2 separate regions of the Homo sapiens genome follow, and region 1 is linked to region 2. A link is an interaction called in ENCODE POLR2A ChIA-PET data of the cell type or tissue named here. Cell type or tissue: GM12878. All regions are shown on one strand. Each heading gives the region's core, and the rest is flanking DNA. Links, peaks and the distances in the headings are about the cores only.

Region 1 (2,916 bases), core at 278-2,777, 180 kb after region 2:
TCAACTCCTGTTAATATATTGATACTGCCATTTTTTTTCACCCAGTGTGTCTAGTTTGTGTGTGGGTTTTACAAGTTGGAATATTATGTACACTTTTCCATTTTAGGACATCATTTTCAATGCCTATATAATATAGAGTGTAAAGTACAGTGTATAATATTATACACTATAATATAAACTATGTATTATGTGTGTGTGTATATATATTGAAACCATTTATCTGTTGAACATTTAAATTGCTTCCAGTGTTCTGCTCTTATAATGTGTGGTGAATATCTTTGTGTTTTAAACTGTTTCCTGTTCAGGATTATTTTCATAGGATACAGTCTTAGAGGTGAAATTACTGGGTCATAGTGACACTATTTTTAGGATATAACTTTAATAACAGCCTGGGCAATATAGTGAGACCTCATCTTTACAAAACAATTAGCTGAGTATAGTAGTGCACACCTGTAGTCCCAGATATTTGGGAGGCTGAGGTGGGGCAATTGCTTGAGCCGGGGAAGTGGAGGTTGCAGTGAACCGAGATTCTGCCACTGCACTCCAGCCTGGGTGACAGAGCAAGACCTTGTCTCAAAAAACCAAAAAACAAAAAACCAAAAAAAAAACCTTAAAACAATACATTTTTTGTATTCTGAAGATCTTAGAGAGGTGATTGTTCTTGGGCTTCTTGACAGATGAGTGAATTTTAAAAAGTTGTAGATTACAATACTGGTTATTCCCATACCACAATTAAGAATGGAGGTATTGGCCAGGCGTGGTGGCTCACGCCTGTAATCCTAGCACTTTGGGAGGCTGAGGCAGGCGGATCACGAGGTCAGGAGATCGAGACCATCCTGGCTAACACGGTGAAACCCCGTCTCTACTAAAAATACAAAAAAATTAGCCAGGCGTGATGGCGGGTGCCTGTAGTCCCAGCTACTCAGAAGGCTGAGGCAGGAGAATGGCGTGAACCCGGGAAATGGAACTTGCAGTGAGCCGAGATCGCGCCACTGCACTCCAGACTGGACGACAGAGCAAGACTCCGTCTCAAAAAAAAAAAAAAAAAAAAAGAACCGGAAGTATTTTCTCCCCCTCACCAAGGTGTGTGATAAATTTCAAATGTTCTAATCAGTGTTTAGAAATAGGGGTTGAATGTTTGGTAATAATGGAGCCAGATACAAGAAGTTGTGCATTAAGGTTTCATATATATGGCATATCACATAATCCCAGTTCTTGGTTTCCTTCAAGTCCAATGACAGCTGTTATTACACAGCCACATACATAGGGAACTCAGAAGGAATACTGGGGAGCATCAAGCATGGGAGATCCTGGCATTATCACTTCTGTAGATACTTGTATACAGCCTGCGGTCTGTTTTCAGCTCAGCATCGAGTATGATCATTTTAAACATCAGAACATGAACATGGTATTCTACCAGAGTCCACCAGAGGCTGCCCATATTAGCATAAAAGCCAAGGGCCTGAAGAGATTTTGTTCCCTTCTTTCATTATCTCCAGTACCCTGTTTCTACTTCCTTTTCAAACCCTAGTCATTCTTCTCTAACCACACTGGCCTCCTTTGCTGTTCATCTCAGGGCCTTTGCACTCACCGTTCCCACTTCCTGAAATACTTTCATTTCAGATCTCTGCATAGCCTGCTGCTTTGCTTTCTTTAGGGTTCTATTCACATGTTCCCTTCTCAGAGAAATGTTCTGTTCCAATTTAAGATATTACAAAGGGAAAAACAATCATGCCATTAAAGAAGGCACTTTTTTTTTTCTTTGAAAGAAGGTTGTAAAATGATTGGAAATTTTTATTATTTAATGGAAATCTCATTTTGTATAAGTCCATTTCAGGAAAGAAGAGCCGGAGGAATCCTAGATTGGATCCTTCGAACTGGAAACGACAAGGAGATACCCACACCAAAGAGGCCTCAAGCTTAGTGAAGTTCCCTCTCTCCCTGGGGAAACCAAATGGAAGAGGGAAAGAGAGGCTGCATAGAGCATTTTTTTTTTTAATTTTTACTGCTTTCTCCCTGAAGCTCCTTCCTCTTGTCTTCCTCCTCCGCTCCTCCTGTTTTGTTAAATTGTGTCCTAGTTCTCTGTTCCTTAGAGCTGTTAAAATCAGCAGCTGCTTCTAACACCAGTAGACGGAGGCTTTACGTTGATAAGCTAGGAAATTGGAAATAGGCCTTTTGACACTTAAGGTACCTTAAATTCTTGCTACTTTAAGTGTGGTCTATGAACTGACCAGCAGTATCTACACTCCGGGAAGCTTGTAAGAAATGCGGATGTTCTGGTCTCACTCTAGACTTTAGGGAATCAGAATTTGCAGTTTAACAAGATCGTCAGGTGATTCTTCCACACATTAAAGCTCTGCCTTCAATGGCCAAAAGAGAGTTAAAGGTTATTTTTGAGAGGTACTTAATTTGTTTTTCTTTAAATATTACTTTACATTGTATCATCCTTTTAAAAATTAGGACAAATGCAAAGTATTATGGTGTTACCACTTACCATATTATTTAAATAATTATGTAGAAAAATTCTAAGTGGCTAAATGGTACTTCTTTTTTGCAACCACTGGATAAGATCCTAAATTAATCCAGAATACCTAATCATAAAGAAAAGCCTCAATTTTTCATGTTTTATATTTCATTGTTAACATAAATGGAAAAATCGAAACCATCTTTAATTCTTATTATTTTAATCAGTTAGGGAGCCTGGAAATTGGACTTTAGGCTGAGAACTCCGAGGGTTTTGCCTTGCCTAGGTGTAATACTTTAAATTGGCTTTTTTCCTGGCTTGACCTCCAGGCCAGCCTCTCTGTAGCGTTGTGGGTGTGCTGTGTGAGTGCTCTCTCTGCACGTGCTTGCGGCGCACTTCCACACTCATCACCTTGTGTATAAGACATCAGCTGGAAATGGCACAGGGAAACC
Region 2 (2,916 bases), core at 264-2,763:
TATTTAGGATATGTATTCTTCCTCGGTTTGTTTTTTTCCTGAATGTTCTCAAAGCAGTCCAAATTGTCTGTTTGGTGAGGAATCGTCTCCCCTGCTGCGCTATCTGGCGTGCTCTATGTAGTACCTAGAGCCCAGGTCACCTAATATTTCCAAAATGGTTTTTCCAAAGATGCATGACTAAAGGTCAGAGGTTTCCTTTTGTATTTAAGTAAATCCACACATCCTCTGCCACCAGCATTCCTACGGAGATGTTGATTTCTCCTGTCCATTTCAACTTATGCCTCTGACTTCACTGATGCAGCCAGATCCTGCACCCCTTGGTGTTCCTCTCCAGGGAGGACCCACTATGTGCTTCTTCCCTCCAGGAATACTGGTGAGGGTCAGGTGCTACACAAGAATGTTGTGCAGTCAGGCGAATCTAGGATTGAACTGGGCTCATTCGCTTACCAGCAGCACCTCTTTGGGAAAGTTTCTTTCTTTTTTTTTTTAATACAGTCTTGCTCTGTTGCCCAGGCTGGAGTGCAGTGGTGCAATCTTGGCTCACCACAACCTCCACCTCCCAGGTTCAAGCGATTCTCCCACCTCAGCCTCCTGAGTAGCTGGAATTGCAGGCACTCGCCACCACGCCAGGCTACTTTTTGTATTTTTAGTAGAGATGGGGTTTCACCAGGTTGGCCAGGCTGGTCTTAACCTCAAGTAATCCACCTGCCTCGGCCTCCCAAAGTGCTGGGATTACAGGCGTGAGCCACCACACCCAGCTCTCTTTGGGAAAGTTTCTTAAACTCTTATTGTCTCTGTTTCTTCATTTGCAAATTGGAGATCAAATAATACCTATTCTGGCCAGGCACAGTGGCTCATGCATGTAATCCCAGCACTTTGGGAGGCTGAGGCAGGCAGACTGCTTGAGGCCAGGAGTTCAAGACCAGCCTGACCAACATGGCGAAACGCCATCTCTACTAAAAATACAAAAATTAGCCCGTCATGGTGGCACATACCTGTAATCCCAGCTACTCAGGAGGGTGAAGTGGGAGAATCGCTTGAACTGGGGAGGTGGAGGTTGCAGTGAGCTGAAATTGTACCACTGCACTCCAGCCTGTGCAACAGAGCAAGACTCTGTCTCAAAAATAAAATAAAATGAAACTATTTCTGAGCTCTACTGAACATTAGTGAAACAGCTAAATCCATTTATATACAGAATCTTCTAGTGCATAGAAAAACCAACTTATTACATGAAGCTAGCATAACTTTGCTTTAAAAATACACAAAGGTAGCAAAAGAAAATAAAACAATGGACCAATCTGACTTATAATATTTTATTTGGGATTGTTCATCTATCTTCAAACCAGCGACGTTCATTAAAAACACACAAACATCAATCCAAGAAATATAGGATGATTTTGAACCATTAGAAAAATATCATGGTTAGGCCTGGTGGGATGGCTCACGGCCATAATCCCAACGATTGGGAGGCTGAGGCAGGAGGATCACTGTAGCCCAGTTGTTTGAGACCAGCTTGACCAAAATAGTGAGACCCAATCTCTACTGGAAAAAAAAAATTAGTCGGGCATGGTGGTATGTGCCTGATTAAGGAAGAGCACTGACTCAGCCTAATAGAGAAAGTGAACATCAAAATGCCTGTGGAGGGGACTATCACTGAGAAGTAGGGGGGTCGTGCCACAAATTCCTGAAAGGTTCAGGAGTAGGTTTTTAGAAGGTGGAGTAAGGAAGGAATGGAATAAAAACAACAAGGTTGGTTGAAAGCCTTTGAATGGAGAAGCTGAACCTCTAAGTTTCCTTCACCATCCCAGTGGGAAATAAAAGGCTTATTTTTCTGGAGTGTTTAAACCAGGGGAGCCCTAGACTCCAGTGTACCAGTGGAGGACTGAGTAGCCATTTCCTCAGGGGCTGAGTCGGGGGGCGGGGGGTTGGGGGAAAGAAGAAAAAGAAATTGGGAGACTGAGGTGGGAGGTTTGCTTGGGGCCAGGAGTTCGAGACCAGCCTGGGCAATACAGTGAGACTTCATCTCTATAAAAAAGTAAAATAAATAATAATAAATTTTTTTTTTGAGATGGAGTCTCGCTCTGTCACACAGGCTGGAGTACAGTGACATGACCTCGGCTCACTGCAACCTCCACCTTCCAGGTTCAAGCGATTCTCCTGCCTCAGCCTCCCGAGTAGCTGGGACTATAGGTGTGCACCAACATACCTGGCTAATTTTTGTATTTTTAGTAGACATGGGGTTTCACCATATTGGTCAGGCTGGGCTTGAACTCCTGACCTCGTGATCCGCCTGCCTCGGCCTCCCAAAGTGCTGGGATTACAGTTGTGAGCCACCGCCCTTGGCCATAAAATTTTTTAAAAAGAAATTAATCCTGTCTAGCATTTACTGAATGCTAAACATGTGCCAGGTTCTGTTCTAAATGTTCCACATGCATTAATTCAGTTAATCTTTGTACAATCTACCAGACAGGAAAAAAAAAATGTACAAAAGTAACCAAGACAGTTTTGGGTTTGTTGGGTTTTTTGTTTTGTTTTGTTTTGGTAGAAACGTTGGTCTCACTATGTTGCTCAGGCTGGTCTCAAACTCCTGGGCTCAAGCAATCCTCCTGCCTCAGCCTCCCAAAGTGCCTGCCTCTGCAGGCATGAGCCACCACCCTCAGCCTCAAGGCAATTTTTAAAAAGAACAAAAAGTAGACTTGCCCTATCAAGTATTAAAACATACTAAAAAGCTCTGATAAGTCCAGGCGTGGTGGCTTACACCTATAATCCTAGCACTTTGGGAAGCCAAGGCAGGAGGATTGCTGGCAGCCAGGAGTTCGAGGGTGCAATGAGCTATGATTACATCACTGCGCTCCAGCCTGGATGACAGAACAAGACCCTGTCTCTTAAAAAAAAAAAAAAAAAAAAAAAAACTAT

Evidence for each region. ChIA-PET counts read pairs that join two places held together with the same protein. Peaks named below come from ENCODE experiments on the same cell type or tissue, not always from the same donor. Only the 100,000 strongest peaks of a DNase experiment are listed, where the experiment ranks them.
Region 1: POLR2A ChIA-PET joins it to region 2 with 5 read pairs; 4 of 35 experiments call an interaction of 5 or more read pairs at or near these places.

The regions. Positions count from the first base shown.
Region 1 is chr10:24,700,264-24,703,179 of GRCh38, reverse strand. All of the region lies in intron 2 of ARHGAP21 (Rho GTPase activating protein 21), which reads left to right. Among named protein-coding and RNA genes, the nearest start is that of ARHGAP21, 22 kb to the left of the region's middle. In GM12878, for the core only: no CTCF peak of the experiment used is centred there; a DNase peak (open chromatin) is centred at 1,559; H3K4me3 peaks cover 603 bases.
Region 2 is chr10:24,875,843-24,878,758 of GRCh38, reverse strand. The region is part of intron 3 of PRTFDC1 (phosphoribosyl transferase domain containing 1); the gene reads left to right. Among named protein-coding and RNA genes, the nearest start is that of PRTFDC1, 75 kb to the left of the region's middle. In GM12878, for the core only: no CTCF peak of the experiment used is centred there; no DNase peak of the experiment used is centred there.